4 separate regions of the Homo sapiens genome follow, and all the other regions are linked to region 1. Evidence: chromatin loops called from intact Hi-C (ENCODE). Cell type or tissue: mammary epithelial cell. All regions are shown on one strand. Region 1 holds the start of GRPR (gastrin releasing peptide receptor). Region 2 has its middle 140 kb from the start of MAGEB17-AS1. Region 3 has its middle 76 kb from the start of AP1S2. Region 4 has its middle 44 kb from the start of MAGEB17-AS1.

What was found. Hi-C counts contacts between places; a loop is a spot of excess contacts. Peaks named below come from ENCODE experiments on the same cell type or tissue, not always from the same donor. Only the 100,000 strongest peaks of a DNase experiment are listed, where the experiment ranks them.
Region 2: it touches region 1 in a loop (13-fold over the local background); 2 of 110 quality-filtered maps call a loop at or near these places.
Region 3: a loop joins it to region 1, with 10 times the contacts of the local background. A loop is called at or near these places in 10 of 110 quality-filtered maps.
Region 4: it touches region 1 in a loop (15-fold over the local background); 13 of 110 quality-filtered maps call a loop at or near these places.

What each region holds. Positions count from the first base shown.
Region 1 is chrX:16,120,978-16,125,977 of GRCh38, forward strand. It overlaps GRPR (gastrin releasing peptide receptor), which reads left to right and starts at 2,588. Exons shown (of 3, transcript NM_005314.3): 1 at 2,588-3,389. The coding sequence starts at 2,977. RefSeq lists an enhancer at 2,289-2,583. In mammary epithelial cell, a CTCF peak has its summit at 2,416 (motif pointing right); a DNase peak (open chromatin) is centred at 2,464.
Region 2 is chrX:16,303,142-16,308,141 of GRCh38, forward strand. No RefSeq gene overlaps it. Among named protein-coding and RNA genes, the nearest start is that of MAGEB17-AS1, 140 kb to the left of the region's middle. In mammary epithelial cell, no CTCF peak of the experiment used is centred here; no DNase peak of the experiment used is centred here; H3K27me3 peaks cover 178 bases.
Region 3 is chrX:15,928,377-15,933,376 of GRCh38, forward strand. No RefSeq gene overlaps it. Among named protein-coding and RNA genes, the nearest start is that of AP1S2, 76 kb to the left of the region's middle. In mammary epithelial cell, a CTCF peak has its summit at 2,400 (motif pointing right); no DNase peak of the experiment used is centred here.
Region 4 is chrX:16,210,124-16,215,123 of GRCh38, forward strand. No RefSeq gene overlaps it. Among named protein-coding and RNA genes, the nearest start is that of MAGEB17-AS1, 44 kb to the left of the region's middle. In mammary epithelial cell, a CTCF peak has its summit at 2,486 (motif pointing left); no DNase peak of the experiment used is centred here.

The DNA of each region.
Region 1 (5,000 bases):
CACGCCATTCTCCTGCCTCAGCCTCCCAAGTAGCTGGGACTACAGGTGCCCATCACCACGCTTGGTTAATTTTTTGTATTTTTAGTACAGACGGGGTTTCACTGTGTTAGCCAGGATGGTCTCGATCTCCTGACCTCATGATCCACCCGCCTCGGCCTCCCAAAGTGCTGGGATTACATGCGTGAGCCACCGCACCTGGCCCGAATTAGCTTTTTAAAGCATCCTTGATCCCCGAAAATATTAGATGTCAAACCTCAACGCACCTTTACTCCTAAAATACCATTAGAAGAATCTATAGTGCTGTGGAACACATAATGCTAACACCAGCTATGAGAAATCAATATCTATCAGCATCCCCTTAACTTACATTGGAAGAAACACTAACCACCCAATTAGATTTAAGTAGTGAGGCTGACTCAGCACACAGGGGTGTCTAAAGAAATAAAGGGAAACAACATCCAGAAGTTCTCTTTGTGAACCAAAAATATGCCTTTTAGACCAAACTTCTTAGCAAGAATACAAGATCCATCACAATCTCACCCAAACCTGCTTCTAGCTGCATTTCACGCTGTTCTTTTTCCACCCCTGTCTTCCAATCTGGGTGACCCTCTGGATTTATAGATGTCCCTCTGCTCAATGTCATGCTCTTTCCTTTATGCCTTGATCCTAGGCACATATGATTTTCTTCATTCAAAAGACCTTGTCAACACTTAACCTTTAAAGATATCGTCTTTTCTGGAGAAAAGGTAGTTGCTTCACTCCAGAGAGGGGTTGGGGTCTAAAGAGCTGTGAGAGTACACATCTTCATGCTATTTTTCTCAGCCTCTTGCTCAGTGCCTGGCAACTGGTAGATGTTTGATAAATTTTTTTCAAGTAAATAAAGGAGTTGCTAATTCACTCGTATGAGTGCTTGCCTATTGATCTGAGGTCAATCACTCTTCTGAACTCATTGGGCTTTTCCAAAGTAAGCCTTTCCCCCTCAATCTAATAATGATAATAATAATAAGTGCTAATATTAATTGAGCACTTACTATGTGCCAAATACTATGCAATCTTAACATGAATCATTTCATCTAACTTCATAAGTTCTCCTCACCCTGCAGATGAGGAACCTGAAGCTTAAGACACTAAGTAACTTGCCATAATTATAAATGAGGGAGCCAGGATTGAAGCAGAGCCTGTGTACTGTATCATTAAGCTATATTGCTGGCAACTAATCAACACCACTGGGCTCATGGCTATTGGCTGGTTACTGGTGCTACTGATCTCTGCCGAGAAGCTCTTCCACCTCTAGCCATGCAGCATCAGTCTCCCTCCTGCTGGCAGAGAGGGGCGCTGAGCCTTTCATATTTACATAGAAAGCATGGCAGCAGCCTCAGTGTTGGAACCTGCCACTGGAAATGTCCATAACAACACAGTTGGGGGCTTTCTTTGTGGGCCCTGGCATGGTAAGTGCAAGTTTTGTTATTCCTTATGGGTTCTGAAAAATGAGACTTCACCTGTTAGTGACTGGCTTCACGTCATGTACCTGGAGGAGCTGGCTTCACATACGTCATAAAGATGCACTCTAATAATGTATTTAGAAGTTGTTGGCTAAAGGTCTAAGCCTGATTCTAATAGCACTTCCTCAATTAAGCTTTTTCTAGCACTCCTTCAACGATAACTTACTTCTTTTACCACCCACTCAATTCCTCAGTATTGTATCTATCACGCTTTTATAGTTCTTTATTTTCCACACAGGGCTATAAAGAGGATATTTGCTATAAAACATGGCAAACATTCAATTAAAAATGCAAATAGCTGCATCAAAATGCCGATTCATAAAATTTTTAGATCAGATGAGAAAAGACCCATTTTTCTGGAAAAGACTATTGATCATTGAGAGTTAAGAATACAGCTGGTTCCCAATTTAATTTCTCCCTGGTAAACAGAATAGGAATGGCTTGGCAAATCTACAGGAAAGAACATGTGTGCATTGTGCTTCTGGCTTTTCCAGATGTCAGTTGCTGAAGGTTTAAGGTGTGAGTCTGTGCATGTGTTTCTGAGGATCAGTCCCTGTTCAAAGAGGCAGTGGGAAGACTGAGTGGGATAACTCACACATGGACACCCTGTGCATCAGTGTGCGTTTAATTCAAAGACAGACCTCATTTGATAGCAATATTGACATGTCATTCTAATGAATTAGAAAAAATGAGAAAATGGGATGTAAATCCCCATCTGGATTCATGGGGATAGTATCAGAAAGATTTTCAGTGCCTTTGCAGAATGCTAGCAACATTTATTAAATACCTACCCTAGGTGCTATGTGCTTACATGAGAAGCCAAAGGTATCTGTTAAGCTAGGTAGGAACTGCAGTCGGCTGGTTGCTTCTCATCTGGAGAAAGCAGGCAACTGGGCAGTGATTGAAGTGTCCAGCAGGGGGCTGGCATTCTCTGTCTATAAGTAACACTGGTTCCTCTTCAGAGCCTCAGCTCAGCGGAGCTGCCGTTTGCTGGTGAAGCCCGTGACGTGCAAAGCATCCTGCCTATAGGATTTGAGGATTTCTCAGTGCAGTTTTTTTCTACCCACTTTAAACCTCCAGATTCTAAATATCAGGAAAGACGCTGTGGGAAAATAGCAGGCCAAAAGTTCTTAGTAAACTGCAGCCAGGGAGACTCAGACTAGAATGGAGGTAGAAAGAACTGATGCAGAGTGGGTTTAATTCTAAGCCTTTTTGTGGCTAAGTTTTGTTGTTGTTAACTTATTGAATTTAGAGTTGTATTGCACTGGTCATGTGAAAGCCAGAGCAGCACCAGTGTCAAAATAGTGACAGAGAGTTTTGAATACCATAGTTAGTATATATGTACTCAGAGTATTTTTATTAAAGAAGGCAAAGAGCCCGGCATAGATCTTATCTTCATCTTCACTCGGTTGCAAAATCAATAGTTAAGAAATAGCATCTAAGGGAACTTTTAGGTGGGAAAAAAAATCTAGAGATGGCTCTAAATGACTGTTTCCTTCTGAACTTGGAGGTGGACCATTTCATGCACTGCAACATCTCCAGTCACAGTGCGGATCTCCCCGTGAACGATGACTGGTCCCACCCGGGGATCCTCTATGTCATCCCTGCAGTTTATGGGGTTATCATTCTGATAGGCCTCATTGGCAACATCACTTTGATCAAGATCTTCTGTACAGTCAAGTCCATGCGAAACGTTCCAAACCTGTTCATTTCCAGTCTGGCTTTGGGAGACCTGCTCCTCCTAATAACGTGTGCTCCAGTGGATGCCAGCAGGTACCTGGCTGACAGATGGCTATTTGGCAGGATTGGCTGCAAACTGATCCCCTTTATACAGCTTACCTCTGTTGGGGTGTCTGTCTTCACACTCACGGCGCTCTCGGCAGACAGGTAAGTACAGGCTGAAAGTTACATGCTCTCCAAGGGTGATAGACGCCTGGGTAAATGAACTACCATGTCGGGACAGGGAGCTGATTGCACAAGGGAAGTTTTACTCAAACACGGATTCCCTTCCAGGCAGGTTTTTATTCTGGGTATGACTTCTTGAGTGTAACATATTGGTTTAAGAAAGAAAAGTGAATGATGGGGACAGAAGGAGACAGATGAGAAAAAAAAAATCTCTAAGCAGAAAACTGAGGTGCCTTTTTCTGGAGACATATCTATTTAGCATTGCCTTTTCCTAACTTCTCCCTCCTTGCAAAATTAATTGACCAGTGAGAAAGACAATCACACCCAATAGAGTTTAAACCTCAGGCAAATGTTTTTTAGGAGCAATTGAAACCCCTCAGAGAACAGGAAAGTTCCACTGGATTTCTTCAAAACGTTCTTTCAGAAATAACCAAGAGGAGAAAATAAGCCTCATTTCTCTGAAATTCATTTTCCTCAGACAGTTTAACTTTTCTCACAGCTGATTTTGAATTTGACTCTCTGTGATAGAACAATTGTATGCCGGTTTTCCTAAGTCTCTCTTAAATGAAATCAAACATTATTTGAGTTTTTAAAATTTTCTGGAGAAAGCTCTATTCAAGGTTGATTTCTAATTTTAATATCTTTATTGACAATACTTCATATACCATGCTTTTGGGGCTTATTGTGGGGAGGAAGAGGGAGTTCACTACAGTTTTTTATTCTGGGAAATATACATATTTGCAAACTGCATTTCTTGTGTGAGCACATTGCATAAAAGTTTACGTTTATTCAGTCTTAAAACTATATATTCATTCTTTGAACATTTATCAAGTGTCTAGCATGTAAGAAACACTTACCTGAATTAGCAAGTCAAGAAATAGCTGCAGGTTGTTCACATAAATTACTGAACATACTTTATGTACTTCTGTGTTCTGGAAATTGGACATAGTAATGAATAGACTTTCAGACACAGCATAGACCATATGGTCAAACCCAGAAAAACTGCTGCAATGAACCTAGACTATAAATTTTTCACTTATAATCAACTGTATGTTATGTGTTAAAGATACAGAAGGATTTGAGAGTGTTCTGGAAAAGACATAGATGCTGCTCTTGAAAGTTTATACTCCGAAGAAAATGTCCCACATTTTAATACATGTGGTGCTGGATTCTCATTTTGTAGAGGAACAAACAGTCCTCAGGTGATCTGGCTTTGTTGAGTAATGGACAAATAAAGATAGTGTTATCAGTATTTATAGACATGTGTTTATGCTTAGCTACCTGAAGCACACTGCCCAGCACACGACATTTTCAAAGTCTGAAAAGTAATAGCACAGAAGTAAGGTTTGCACATTGTACCGACTGGACAGAGTTTCTCCATTCCCTCCATTCCCCTTCGGCTTGCACATCCTCCCCTGCACATCTGCCCACAGATACCAATGACCACAGACAGTTTCATGTATTGATTCAGGGCTGGCAAACTCTGGAGCTGGCAGAAGGGCTGTGGCTTGTTACCAATGGCCGAGGGCTCTTCAGGATGAGGGTAATTTTCTTAATGGGAAGGAGAGATTTTGGTTTCCGGGTTGGTGAGTG
Region 2 (5,000 bases), 180 kb after region 1:
GATGATAAATCGTGTCATTTTAATCCACTAAATTAATGGTAATTTATTATAGCAGCCATAGAAAATTAATATAATGTTCATCGTGAGACCCAGACTTGGTCTTGAAAATCCTTGAAGTGAGAGTTTGGATCCTGCCAGGGCTCTAACCTAAAGATGATTTTTCTCAGGCACCTCCCTTCTGACTTCCTTTGTGATGTGTCCTCATGCTCTGTACCTGATGGGATACCTTACTGCCCTAGACTCTCTTTTGCTGTCCTCTTGTCTGCTAGAAATTTCCAGAAGTTACAGACAGCTTTCCCTGAAAGTTTATCCTCAACAACAATTCTGAGATGTGGCATAGTCCAGTTGTTGTCTTGGCATCCAACATATCTGGTCTGTATTTACTTGACATTGTAAATTGTCTATGTAATATCAGTCAATTCATATCACAGCCTTGACTATCCTTTTAGAATATGATTTCCTATCACCTCTGTCTCCCTTAACTCCATGAGTTGCTAATATCTTGATTTCATCTGTAATAATTCCCTGGAGTTCTGCATCAAACATCATGGTAGGGAAGCACATGGAAACCAAACAGTTCCCTTCTTCTGGACATGTAAACTGCTCATCCAAGAATGACACTTTTATTTTTTACTTTTCACAAACAACCCTTTCTTTTATTAATTATATTCTACCTTAATTACATCTCTGTTATTAACTTTGCCCCAAGTGGATGTAACTGTTGACTTTCATTTTTTACACAACTTGGACAGAATCTCAGATGTGTTGTTAGTTTGTACTTTCACATAGTTCTAGTGTCATTTCCAATTTTCTGTAATTTTTCTTACAACTCTAGAATTTTGTGTTATCCAGATCTGTATGATATTTAATGAATTCTGTAAAGTTAGTAGCAGAAAATGAGGCTGCCTGTGCTTCTTCAACAATTGTTAACAATTTTCTATTCTAGCATTCTAAAAAAGGCTTCCGTCACTTAAAAACTTTTGGAGCAATTTTTGGGGCTTCAATAATATTAAAAACACTTGGACTTTTAAATAGCATTATTTGCATCATTTAATTATTGTTTATGGTCACAAACAAGTAGATAACTGGTAGTTTTGATACTTAAATCACTCAAAGAATCCACCATTATATTGATGGCATTATTTTAGTCCATTTAATACACAGTGCATGGCTTCTATTGCTATTTGCATTTCTAACTTAGTGGAAGAACTATTTGATGTGATGCATTCTTGAAAAATGGATTCAGAAGCCTGTTTCTTTCAGACATCACTACCTCCTTTCTCACTCTTAGCTGGTTGTCTTGCCTTGTAACCATGGAATATCAAAAGAGCTGAGCGTTCTAGCAAGATAAAAGGTAGAATGTGTCCTTTGTATTTGGCAATTAGGAGATCCCTGGTCACTTTATATAATGTGATTTGATAGAGACAGAAGCCAAATTGCTGTGGGTTGAGATATGAATGGAAAGTGAGACAGTGGAAATAGCCAGTGGGAAAGATGAGAAGCAGAGGTGAGAGAGACTGGATGGTAAGGAAAAGGGACAGATGTGCAAAGAGGTGTTTTAGGAAGGGAGAGACTTTAGGATATTTATTGGCTAAGAGAAGGAGTCAGCAGAAAGGCAAAGCCTTTCAAGAGAGGTTATGACTAGGGGAGCAGGATCCTGAGGAAAAGGAGGGGATGGAGGGCAACCAGAGGGCTAAAACGGAAGGCCTGGTCAGTTGTCAACAAGACGAGGGAACTAGCACTTTTGAAGCCTGGAGGACGGAAGTTAAGGATGGGCATGAATAAAGATGTATTCACAGGGAGGCGGGGCTGAAAGTTGAAGAATCATCCTCCACATAGAAAGAGGCTTTGTCATCTGCTGAGAGTGTGGAGGTCATGGAGTAAATGATGGCTTGAGGAGAATAGTGAAGATTTACAACATTCATGGAGAAGAATGTGAGAGAAATCTGAGAAAGGACAAGTGAAATAATCAAGGGGTGGTACTGTGCGTCCAACCAAGATTGACTTTGTGAGTAGGTAGTTGTGCCTAGCTGTGTGGTTGTGTGATTTCTGCCAGCAGTGCTCAGTCTCTAGATGTAAAAGCAGAGAATGTAAGTGACGACAATAATCCAGAGATTGGTTTTTTGGGGGGGAAGGTGGGGGATGGAAATAATTATAGGATGGGTCTATGAGGGCATTCACAGTAGAGGTCCAGATTGTATAGGGAAGTAAGGGAGGCCAGGAGAGAGATGACAGATGAAGAAAATAGGACAAAGAGCGCCCTCAGCTGATGCTCACAACAACCCTCCAGACAGATAGTTTAATCAGCCAAACTTTGAAGATGAGGAAATTGTGGCTTTGAGATATTAGGTGACTTGTATGGTGAGGTACCTAGAGAAGTAACCAAGATGAGCTACACCTTTTCTACTGTACTGTGTCTAACCTTTCAGGGCCCCACAGACTTAGCTCCATTCCTTTCTCTGCACCCAAGAGTATATAAGGGAATATTTTTGCATATTTTGCAAATTTAACTCAAGTAACCTTAAGCTTCACCAATCCGTACCCACACAAATGAAGTCACAGCAACCCAAATTTTGTTTGCTTATTGCTTCTACCTTTGTAATACAGGACTTCACCTCCAGACAAAACTTTCTGTCCCAAGCATTGTTTGGACTCTGAGGGTGTGTCACATTTACTCATGAACATGTCCACTCCCAGTGGATACTTTCTGCATTGTTGGGTGACAGTCCAGGCCAGTGCTCTGTTAGAACCTCCATGGTACCATGCAGTCACCTGTGACTTAGAAAGTTCCTTATAAATAAAGACACTGAGGCACAGAGACATTAGTCACTTATCCATAATAACAAATCTAGTAAGTAGCAGAGCTGAAATTCAAACTCAAGTAGTCTGTTTATATTGTGATCTTTTTTAGGCTTTCAGTACTGATGTTATACTTTCTTCATAAAATACTTTTGGGAATGTTCTTCTTTTCCTAAGCTTTGGAAAAATATAAACATCAGTGGAATTGTCTGCTCTTCTAAGGTTTTGTAGAATTCCCCTGTGAAGCTCACTGGACTTTGAAACTCATCACCAATTTTAGTTCCACTATGAAAGTCAGACTATTTAAGTTTTCTATCTCTTCTGGAGTTTGTTCTTGATTGTTAATATTATACAAAAATTATATTAACATACAAAAATAAAATTATGCATAAATATACAAAATTAAATTTTTGTATAATATTAATCTTTTTTGGTTTCTAAATTTATTTTCAGGGTGTTTTGCAAGGTAATCTCTTAACTTATTTATTTTCCCTAATCTGTGGTTTCTGTGGCTATTTCTAATTGTCATCTGTTATTTTATGCATTCATAATTTCCTACTTAAAAAATTACATTAGCTTATTGCTTACTCATTTTGTTCTTTTTTAACAAAAGCATTTTTGGTTATTTATTTATTAATAATACTTTTTTTGGTTCTGATTTTATTTTTAGATTTTTCTTTATTAAGTCCTCTTTTCTCCTTTTGTTTAGTTGGATGCTTTATTACATTTCTTTTTTTTATGTATTTTCAGCAATAAATTTTACTCTGATCACTGATTTAGCTCTAGCCTGTATGTGCTGGTATCTAGTATTTTCTTTATCTCTTTTTTGGCTAGAAATTCTTTAAAATTTACTCAAGAATATTTAAGGGAAAGGTATTTTTTTTTTTTAATTTCCAGGTGAAAAGACCTTTTTTAAAAAAATTGTTATTAACTTCAAGTTATAGCACTGTGATCAGAAAATTCTGTCTTTTGAAAGTTATTATATTTTTTGGCAAAATAAACTTTCTAAATTGAAAAAAAAAGAAAAGAGAGTTATTACATTTTTTCTGGTGGACTAATATGTAGCCAATTTCCCCAACAATTTTGTGGATACTCAAAGAAAGGTGTATTTTCTATTTTCATTGCACACTGTTCAATATATTTCCATATTGTATAGTTTGGGTCTCCTGTAGCTTTAATTTTGATTTTGGTCATCTTGCTCTATCTTGGATTATCTTGAACAGAACCTCGAGTTGTCACCCAATCTGAGGAGTTTTTTTTTTCTTTAAAGAGTAAGTTAAGCCTATTAACATGTTTTTATATGACAGCTACATCTGTTCTTGATTTCCTCATTTCAGTGTTACTTTCTGGTTTTGTACTGATAGAATTACCATTCTTATATCCTTTTCTTTGCTTTATATCATAATTCTTTCTGTTGACATCACTGGGCATTTAGATTCCTTCAAGAAGGAAGTTTCAAGTAACCTCACCAGATAAGGAACCTCCATCAGCTGAAGTGCTGGCTGAGGACACAAGGAACATGGAATAGGTAGTAAAAAAAGGAATTTATAAAGATCAACCATAAATTTGTGACCAATTATAGAAATAGGGACTTAGAAGTCAAGCATATTCTTTCTTGTTTCTTATGCACATATACATGTAGTATTGTAGAAGGCAGAGTTCTAAGATGGCCTCTTAAGATTTCTGACTCCCAGTGTATTTACACCTTCTCCCAGTTATTCAATCAAACAGGAATCTAAATACTGCTATGAAGAGATTTTTTTTTTTTTCAGATTTAATCAAGGCCCCAAGTCAGTTGCTAAGATTATCTGGGTGGGCCTGACCTAATTACATGAGAGCTTTAAAAGCAGAGATTTTTATCCAGCTAGTCACAGTGGGGAAGTCAGCAATTCAAAGCATGAGAAGGATGCAGCGTGCCCTTCCTGGCTTGAAGATGGAGGGGTTATGTGGCAAGAAATTCAGGTAGCCTCTAGGAGTTGAGAACAGCTTCTGGTTGACATCCAGCAAAGAAAGTGCAACCTCAGTCCTATTACAACAAGGAACTGAATTCTACCAACAACAATGAGCTTGGAGGCATAATTTTCCTCAGAGCCTCTAGATGAGAACTCAGTCTAGCTGAACTCTTGATTTCAGCCTTGTGATATCTTGAGCAGATAATCCAGCCATGCTGTATTGGACTTTCGACCTACAGAATTGAGAGC
Region 3 (5,000 bases), 190 kb before region 1:
AACCGAGTGAAGACCATGTAGCAGGGAGAAGAGTTTATGGGTTGTGCCAAATGCTGCTGTTTGCTCACGGGAAGAGGAGATTTGGCCATAGATTCAGCAATGTAAAGATCACTAGTGCACTGTAGAGAGTGGGGTCAGTGGAATGAGGGGGTCAAGGGCATAAGTGAAGTGGATGTAAGGGAGAATGAGAGGAGAGGAATTGAAAATGGCAAGAATAGAGAACTATTTTGAGGAAAGACTTACCTTCCTAGAAAGCTATTTGGCAATACATTTAGAATAAATAAAGAAATAATTTTTATTTATTAAATGCAAATTATTAACATGGGAAAATTAAATACTATAATTTTTAATCAATATTCTTTAAACAGGATTTTCCCTGACACAGTAGTTCTAAGAAGTTGTTGTTGTTGTTGTTTTGAGACAGGGTCTCACTTTCTCGTCCAGGCTGGGGTGCAGTGGTGCCATCATGGCTCACTGCAGCCTTGACCTCCTGGGCTCAAGCGATCCTCCCACCTTGGCCTCCCAAAGTGTTGGGATTACAGGTGTGAGACCCCACATCCAGCCTGTTGTTGTTTTTAAGAAAAAAATCAGAGATTTGCATCAAAGTCTATATCTTTTGACACAAGGATGCACATCATGGCATCATTTATGATATGAAAAAAAATGGAGACAACCTGAATGTCCAATAGGAGTGAGGTTAAAATTAATCATGGTACTTCCAGTTTATAAAATAAGCCATTAAAATATTTTTTTTCAAAAACTATTGGTGAAATAGGTTAATGGTTACTAGGGATTTTAAGTGAAAAATAAAACAGGCTATAAAACTAAGTAACAAGGTTATCTTAATTACATGGACAATGTTGACAAAGAAATAATGTATGTGCCAGCTGTGTTTCTCCAGGCTTTTCCATTCTGCTTATACAAATAGAGTTAGAAGAACAAAACCAATGCACATACCATTGGCTATTCTTCCCACCCATGTCTGGGACGTCAGGTCACTGTAAAGGGCCTCTTGAGAGATTCCAGGAGTTCCTCAGGAACTGTCATTCCTGCTGGGTGCTGTCATATTCACTGTGCATTTTAAACAACTGGACCTGTAAGGTCCTGGAGCAGCAGGGTGGTCTGTGGTAGAGGGAGGTCTTTGGTCTCCTCTTGCTCTTGCGTTGCTCTGAGTTTGAGGGTGCTGAGCAGAGCTCTTTATTTGCAGAGTCCTACACAGTTTCAGGTTTTACAGTCCCCTGCTCTCAGTTGGGGGCTGAGCCAGGGGAAGAATCTGAGTGGTGGAGCCTGGGCCCTGGAACAAGACTATTCTGACCCTGCCAGTTACCGTCTGCCTGGACTTGGGCAAGTTATTTCCCCCACCCTTGCTGCCTTCATTTCCTCATCTAAAAATGGGAATAAATTGTTCCAGTTATCTGTTGCTGTGTAACAGACCACCACCTCGTGGCTTAAAACATTAATTTTGCTCATAAATCTGCCATTTGGGCCAGGGTCAGTGGGGACAGTTTGTCTTTGCTCTGCTTCACGTCAGCTGGGGTGGCTGGAAGGCTGGGGCTTGAATCATTCAAAGGCCCACTCACTCAGTTAACTGGCGGTTGATTCTGGGTGTCGGCTGGGATCTGAGCTGGGACAGTGACTGGATCTCCCACTCATGCCTTTCCATGTGGCTTGAGCTTCCTCAGAGCACGGTGGCTGGGTTTCCAAGGCAAGAGAGCTGGGTGAAAGCTGCATGCCAGGACCACCTGGGGGCTTTTAAAAAATGTCTGGCTTCCAACCCCAGAAATTCTGACTTCATTGGTCTGGGATGGATGCAGATATTGCTCCCCAGGTGGTTTTGTGTGGCCAACATTAAGAACCACTGCTCTCATGGAGAGCACATGAAACAGATTTGGCCTCCCAGCCGACTACTACAAGCAGTGAATTTTATTCATCATCTTTTGGGCTCAAGAGGTTCCAGTCATGTGATGTGATGTTCAAAGTGCTGCCAAAGAAATAAGATCAGGGAAATGCTCAAAACAGTAGGATAAATAAGTACAATTACTAGAGCTCCACAGCTACCCTCTGGCTGCTTCAGATTGATAAGTGGATGAACCTGGAGCCTGTGTATTTTGCCAGGGATATTCTGGCAAAGTGGAAAGGCTGAGCTGAAGAACTAGACTGAGACTCCTAGGTGGCCTGTACTTGAGGTGGCAGTTTGATGAGTCAGGTGCCAAGTAGAGTTTTCCCTGTCATTCCTGCAAATTGATTAATCTCTACATCTGAGAAAACCTCTGTGTTATTATTTTATCAATAGCTAAAAGGAGCAGATGAAGATGAATTTTAGCCAGGGCACATCCGAGGGGCTCTTAGTAGATACCACAAGGAATTAAGATCCTGTTACGTTTTAACCTGACACAAGATGTCACCATTGCTCCTGTGCTTTTAGCAATAACAGTATGAAGTCAAACAGCTGTAAGCGTTTGACTCCCCAGTTATACAAGTTGTTTGTTTTTCCACCTCACAGGGAGAAGAGTGAATAACGCTGTCAATGAGGCTTGTTAATCTGTAGCCCATTCCATCCATTCAAGTTAAAGTATTTATTGCATAAACACGTATTTGATTTTTCCCCCTTGTTCCAGCTATGGATCAAGATTAACATCTCTTTGTGAACACTTCACGTGGAGACTTTGGTGAAGGTGACTAAAACAAGATAAGCTGAAATTTTTACAGGATAACTGGAAAATTGCATATTGTGTTTTTGTTTGGCTTCACCGCTGCTGACAATGTTGAAATGATCTCCAGGTACCATGCTTAGTTTGGTGCCACAGTGGAAAAAAGGCATGGACATTAGTCCAGGTTACCAATGGTTAAAAAGCAGAGTGGGTAAAAACTCTTTGGAGGCCTAAAACATCATTGGCAATGTTGCCAAGATGGAGAAAACTGCGCTTACAGAATTTTTTTCACACACAGCACTGCACATGGTTGGAAGGAATACTTTGCAAAGTTGGTTGGAGGTGAGGAAGGCGTGAACTCAAAGTACAGCTGAGTGAAGTGTGGGATTTTAGGGTGGTGTTGCTTTACTGGGAACGTTAAGAGAGGCTGGGAGTACCAAGCACCCTTAGACTCTGTTGTTCCCCTACACTACCCCTACTCTTCTCTCTAGAAACACTGAACATCATCTACAGAATATCTGTTTGAGGAAGTTCCAAATTATTACTCTGCTGTGTGTGTGTGTGTTTTTCTTCTGTCACCCAGGCTGGAGTGCAGTGGCATGGTCATAGCTCACTGCAGCTTCCACCTCCCGGGCTCAATAGATTCCCCCACCTCAGCTTCCTGAGTAGCTGGGACTAAAGGCACATGCCACCACACCCAGCTAATTTTTGTATTTTTTGTAGAGACAGGGTTTTGCCATGCTGCCCAGGCTGGTCTCAAACTTCTGGGCTCAAGTGATACATCTGCCTCATCCTCTCAAACTGCTGGAATTACAGGCGTGCACTGTGGCTGGCTGTTGTATTTTTTTTTCTTTCTTTTTTTTCACCAAAGTATTAATATCAATTGACTGAAGCCTGTGGAATTACAGTGATAAATTTCTTTGTTTTCCAATTTTTCTATAATGAGTATATAACTAGAAAAAAACCCTTCAAAACCATATGATTCCAGAGATTTATAGTAAAGAGAGATGTTGCATGTTATTAGTTAAAAATATATTATTGTCATCTACTTCCTAGTCAACCCAGATTAAGATGTATCTAAAGCTCTGAATCAATCAGGGTCCTGGGAGGAGGTACATGACACATTCAAATTAGGTGGTTTGAAGAGAATTTAATAAAAGGACTGTTTCCAAAGGTGCGGGCAGAGTGTAGGGAAACTGTAAGGGAGAATGCAGTACCTGAGGGTAGAACAGTGGAGCTGTTACCACCATTAAGTCTGGAGAACAAGAGGAGAGAGAGCTTTGTGGACCACCCAATGGGTGTCGTAATCTGCATTGGAGAATTGTAGACAGCCTATGCTGCCAACACATGGAGGGAGCTGGCACATTAATGACCTGATCTAAATCAATCTTCTCTCTCACTCCAATCCCACCTATTAGCCAATTCAAGTAGGAGTATTAATGCCGTCCATAGGATTCGACTTCCCAGGACACTGAACAGAGAGGAGCTGGGGAAAGAGTAAATCTGAGAAGGAAATGGAAGATGTACAGCAATGCTTTTTTTTTTTTAGAAGCGCTACATTTTATTCAACTCTTACTTGAGTCAGAGATAAAATTGACCCCCATTACACATTCTTTTTGTAAGTAAGTAGGAATATAGTTTAAAGATATAGTTAAGGATATAGTTAAGGAGGCTGGTGGATACTCCAGAGCGGGGCCATGAGGTGTTGTGGTTCAAATAGTTCAAATTCCCACTCTGTTACTTACAGGCTAGGTGACCTTGAAAACATATTTAATTTACTTGAGGCTTTGTTTCTTTATCTGCAACTGGAGATAATAATACACATTCGATGGATTTATTTTGAGGATTAAATGTATATAATGTGTTTAACACACACCTCACACTTAGCAAGGGCTCAATAAATACATTTGTTAGTAAAGACTCAATATAAGCTTAGTTTAGTGGAAACAGTGCATACATAAATGGGGCTTGTCAATTGGTGGATCTCATTGTAAGGCGATTAAGAGGGCACCTGGATGTTCTTTGGGGATCCCCATATGTTAGTATCTTAGGTGTTTTCTCAGGGATCATTCTCTTATCTGGACAGTAAATGAGTGGCTGTTGATGTTCTCAGAGCCAAGTTGGGGAAGGAGCTGGGAGGATATCACTATTTGGGATGTAATAACTTCGAGTAAATTCCTCCATTTTCAGTTTAGCACCCCTGCCCTCAGCTACGGCTTTTGTTTTTAAAGCTTTCTGCCACTCAACCTTCAGAGGTACCTGGTGACTCCAATTCCTGAGCATCCCTGAGATCTTGCAGCCTGAACTGGCTTTTTCTTGCCACTGCTACCTGACTCCGAATCCTTGCAG
Region 4 (5,000 bases), 89 kb after region 1:
GATAGAAAGAAGCCTTCAGAACCCAGAAGAGTTAGTCTCCCAAAGAGGATATGTGTGGGGTGATATTTTGGTTGAGAGAGATTTCCTAGTGCACCTCCTTTTTCTGCCTACTCGTGAAGATGGCTCAGCTTCCTAACAGACATGTGGGTGTAAGCCACAGATTTCCTCAGTGAATTGTCTCACCAGGGCCAGTCCCTGGGACTGGAGATTTGCTGAAAAGCTTCTTATTTTGAGATTAAAAAGAATGAAAGATATTTTTTGGAAGGCCAAGAATATCACGATCATGCCAGATATCCAAATTTCCCTAGCATTACTTTCTCATCTTTCAAATAATACGGTTAGATAGAGTAATCTCTAACATCCCTCCCTGCTCTCCCATTTTATCATTCTGTGTCATGATCCAGTGAAAAGAAAACTGGGAGAGAAGAGAGGATGACTGATTCCTGGTCCCAAATATGCCATCACTTAGTTATTTAACCTAGTACAGGTCACTTAGCCTCTCTAAACCTCAATGGCAAAAGGAGAAAGTTGAAGAAAACTTTGTCTAAAATTCTATCAAGGTCTACATTCTGTCCAAAGCTTCCACTTGTAAGGGATCATGTCATTTCTACTCTTTGGAAACCCTCATTCAGAGATACATATCAAATGTTATTTTAGCTCAGAAAAAGAGAACTTAGAAAGAGAGTAAACAAAATCAAATGGAAACCAATTTTGGATTCTTTAGATGAGTATTACAGTAAAGAAAGGGGAAACTTTAAAAGTATAAAATATAGAGAGGTTGTGGACCTAAAAGAATATCAACATAATGTACTATTTTATTTTGAAAGCCCTTTAATGAACATCCTTGGAAGGAAAATAAATAACTATGCCATTGAGAAAGGTAGAGTTTACAGTGTGTTTAATCAGAAAAGCCTGCTACGAAAAGCTAAATCAAAACCCCTGCATGACAGAGTGTTGATGACTTGCAAGGAGTGGCTACTGTTAGTAGCAGCAGCACCATGAAGTCCAAAGTGACAACAGATAAAGTGTAGCTCATTTGGAGTATGGGGTTTTGGGGCAGAACATAGAGATGATAAGCTCCATAAACATAGCTCTGGTCAATAAATTAGGGGGAAGCTCTACTATATGCATCATGAAAACCAGTGAAAAGCTCTCGAGTATATTGTTAGCAATGGAAAACATTTGTGGCCAAACCAACAATCATATTTAGGATACGATGCCAGAATTTCTGCCAGGCATCTTTGAAAGGGAATGTCTTTTTAAATAACATAATTTCAATTGACTGAAGAATGTGTTAATTCCTGCTGATGGTTCTTTGTGGTGTAATGAAAGTAATATCAGCATAATAATTAAGAAAGGACAGAATTCTTCACTGGTAGTCAATTATATGTGAGGGTGTGATGTTGTGCTGTGACCTCAAACAGGAGAAAAAGATTAGAACATAAAATTAACGTATGATAGTTGCAACCCTACAAGTAGGGGCCATGTTTGGATTATCTGTTTTCTCTCTTCACCCATAAATTCACCCTTTGAGCAATAAATAGCCAGCTCACATACAAGGCAATCTTCTGATTAGTTTTCACCTTGTTCCCCCAAAGCCACATAAAAAAGGTACCACTTTAGATGATGAAGCCAGACCTAATGGCCTAGCTGCATCATATAAAGGTTCCACACTGAATGAGCTGTGTGGATTCCAAAAGCTTAAAAAGCAATTCCTGGGTTTGAGTTTTCCATTAAAAGAGTTTTTTTTTTTTTTCTTTAAAAGAGCCAATTTGAAATCTACTAAGATTCTTCATGATGTTATTCCTGTTCTGCTGTGTACCTGAAGTGGTGACTCAATTTGTAGCCCATTAGACAACATGTGGGCTAAACCTTCAGAAAAATCAGAAAATGGACCCAGAGTCTGTATAACAATTCAATTAAAACTATATATTGATCTCATCTTATAATCTAGGCACTGGCACAAGGGATATGGAGGAAAATCGATGTATTAGTTATTTTTTTCTGTATGACAAATAGCTTCAAATATCTCAAGAACTTGCTGCAATGAATATTTGTTTGATACTCATGAGTCATAAGTTGGCTGTCATTTCAACGATCTCAGCCAGCCTAGGCCTAACACTACCTATGGTTCATGTCTGCTCCACATTGTAGAACTCAATCTGAAGATGCAGTGGCTCTTTGGGCCATGCTGTTTTCATGGATGGTAGGAGCTCAAAAGAGCTGGTGGAAACTTGCAATACATGTCAGTCATGAATTTATTGCCTCTCAACTCCAAATTCACCCTTCAGTACCTGCTCTGCAACAATAGCCTAGACTCTTAAATCATTTGTCCTTTATAGTAAACATGTCCTTTACAGTCAGCTTTGTCAGTAGAGGGACATTACAGGAGGAAGGGGCCTTCTTTTCCTGGTTCCATTGTGCTGATTTTTGCTTTTTCTTGCTTCTGCTGCATGGTGCATGTGTATAGGGACATCTAGTGGTGCTCTGTCCCAGCTATGTGCTGAGAGTGTACCAAAACTCAGTAATCCCACAGCCTGGCCCAGATCCAGTGATCTCCATGACATGGCCCTCCTAAGGTGGACACTGGTGAACTCCAGGCCTCATGCTGGCAGTGATACCCCAGCTCTCTCTGCACACCCACCCAAGTGCCTTGGCTCACTGGTGCCCCAGTGATTAGTTTCTACAGCCCTCCCACAAAGGCACCATGTATCAAGGGCTGTGTACCACCCTGCCAGTGAGTGGACTGCAGATACCCTGACTCCCTCTATGCCCCAGCCTATCAGCCTCTGTGGCTGTGTGACTGTGGCCCAGCTCTGGTCAGGGCAACCCAGCAAACTTCTTCATTATCCAGTAGGCTGTGGCCACATCCTCTGCAATGAGGTCTAAACGCATCCTTGGGGAACAGGCCCTCTTCTAAGTTTTTCCTCCTTGATTCCTCTCTCTTCCTCCCCACTCCTCTTTGTCTCTCTCTCTAAGTTATCCCTTAGAGTTACTTTTATGTCTTTATATTAAACTTCTGCACCACAAACCTTACCCTGTTTACCATGCTTTTCCTGGCCACCTCCTCGTTACTGGCCTCCCAACACGCTTCTTTCTTGATTTCAGTTAAAGATGATATTTAAGTCTGAAATCAAAGCCATCTCTTAAAGAGTTACTCATTTCCCTTGAGTATCTCCCATGTATACATGAGGTATACATGCTATTAAACTTCTGTTGGATTTTCTCTTGTTAATCTGTCTTTTGTTAAAGACATCCATCTCAATTAAGAACTCAGAAGGATAGAGGAGAAAATTATTTTTTCCTCCCCTCCACAAACATATGAGAAGTGAACCTCCAGCATTAGATTTTCAAAAATGAATAAGACATTATCATATGCCTCAAAGAGCTTCAAGTCTCATAGAGAAAACCTGCATATAAATGCATAATTTATAGGCCCAAAATTATAAAGTGAAACGCTGGACGTGTAAGTATAGAGTTAACAACAACAAAAAAGTATCAAGAAAATTGTGGAGGGAGGAACATCTGATCTGATCACGAGTCAAGAAGACCCATGGTGAATAGCAAGGTTGTGCGCAGAGTTAGACTTAAGGGGGAAGGGATGAAAGAGGCAGAAGGAATACAAACCATAGGAAGGCCAGAAAGAGTCATATCATGAGCTGACATTTGTATAGCATTTCCCACATTTCAAATTATAATCACACCCCACTATCCTATTTGATTTTTAATGAACTCATTGAAGTTAAACTATAGTGCCAATGCACAGAAATGTTTCCCAGCTGATGGGAAACATCTTGAAATGAATCCAAGCTTAGATTATTTCTGCTCAATGTAGAGCAAGAGTTGAAAACTGTTTTTATGTGAGAAAAAGACTATATATTAGCCCCAAGTGGGAATTGAGAAGAAAAATGTTCTATCCATTCAAATTGTTTCTAAACATAAATCAAATGTGACATTGGCCCCTGAGATATTATGAGCAGCATGGTATCATCCTTGTTTCTAACCAGAGAAATGTTATTGTTTTAAAATTCTGCCAAAATTCCCCAGGGAGCAATATTTCCTTCGTTTGTGCTTTTATTTCTCCCTCTCTGGAAGAAGCTACAATAACATTGTCTTACAGTCTTGTTTCCACATACACACGTGCATATATTCTCCTCATTCTCCAAAAATGGAACCCATATTTCAAGGGTCAGTCAAGGCCCACTCCTCTGCTTCATTTCATCCTTTTTCAGAACTCCCACTTCTCATACCCTGCTCCCATAGCTGGCTGTGAACCATAAAAAATTTTTTTCTGGGCCCCACTTGAATTTCACAATCTCTGGGGCTGGGTCTGCATGTTAGTTTCCCATATGATTTTAATGTGGCCCAGCATCCATCAGCTGGGAACCATCAATTAATAAACATCACATGATTAATACTGTACTTAATTGTCTGATTTATATGTTACTGTATGTTCTATATCAGTGCTTCTCAACCTTTAAAGTCCATATGAATCAGGGAAACATCTTGTTAAAATGCATATTCTGGGTCAGCAGATCTGGGATGGGGCCTTAGATTCTGCATTTCTTTTTCTTTTCTTTTTTTTTTTTTTTGAGACAGGGTCTCACTTTCTTGCCTAGACTAGAGTGCAGTGGTGCGATCTCAGCTCACTGCAACCTCCACTTCCCAGGCTCAAGCCATTCTCCTGTCTCAGCCTCCCAAGTCGCTGGAATTACAGGCGTGCAACACCATGCCTGGCTAATTTTTGTATTTTTAGTAGAGACGGGGTTTCACCATGTTGGCCAGGCTGGTCTCGAACTCCTGACCTCAAATGATTCACCTGCCTTGGCTTCCTAAAGTGCTGGGATTACAGGCGTGAGCCACCACGCCCGGCCTAATTTTAATTCTTATAACAACCTTAGGAGATAGTATGATTATTTGAGGAAACTAGAGAGGTTAGAAAAGTTACACAAGGTCATACAGCTACTAGCTGGCAGAACTGGGTCTAGAACCCAGATCTA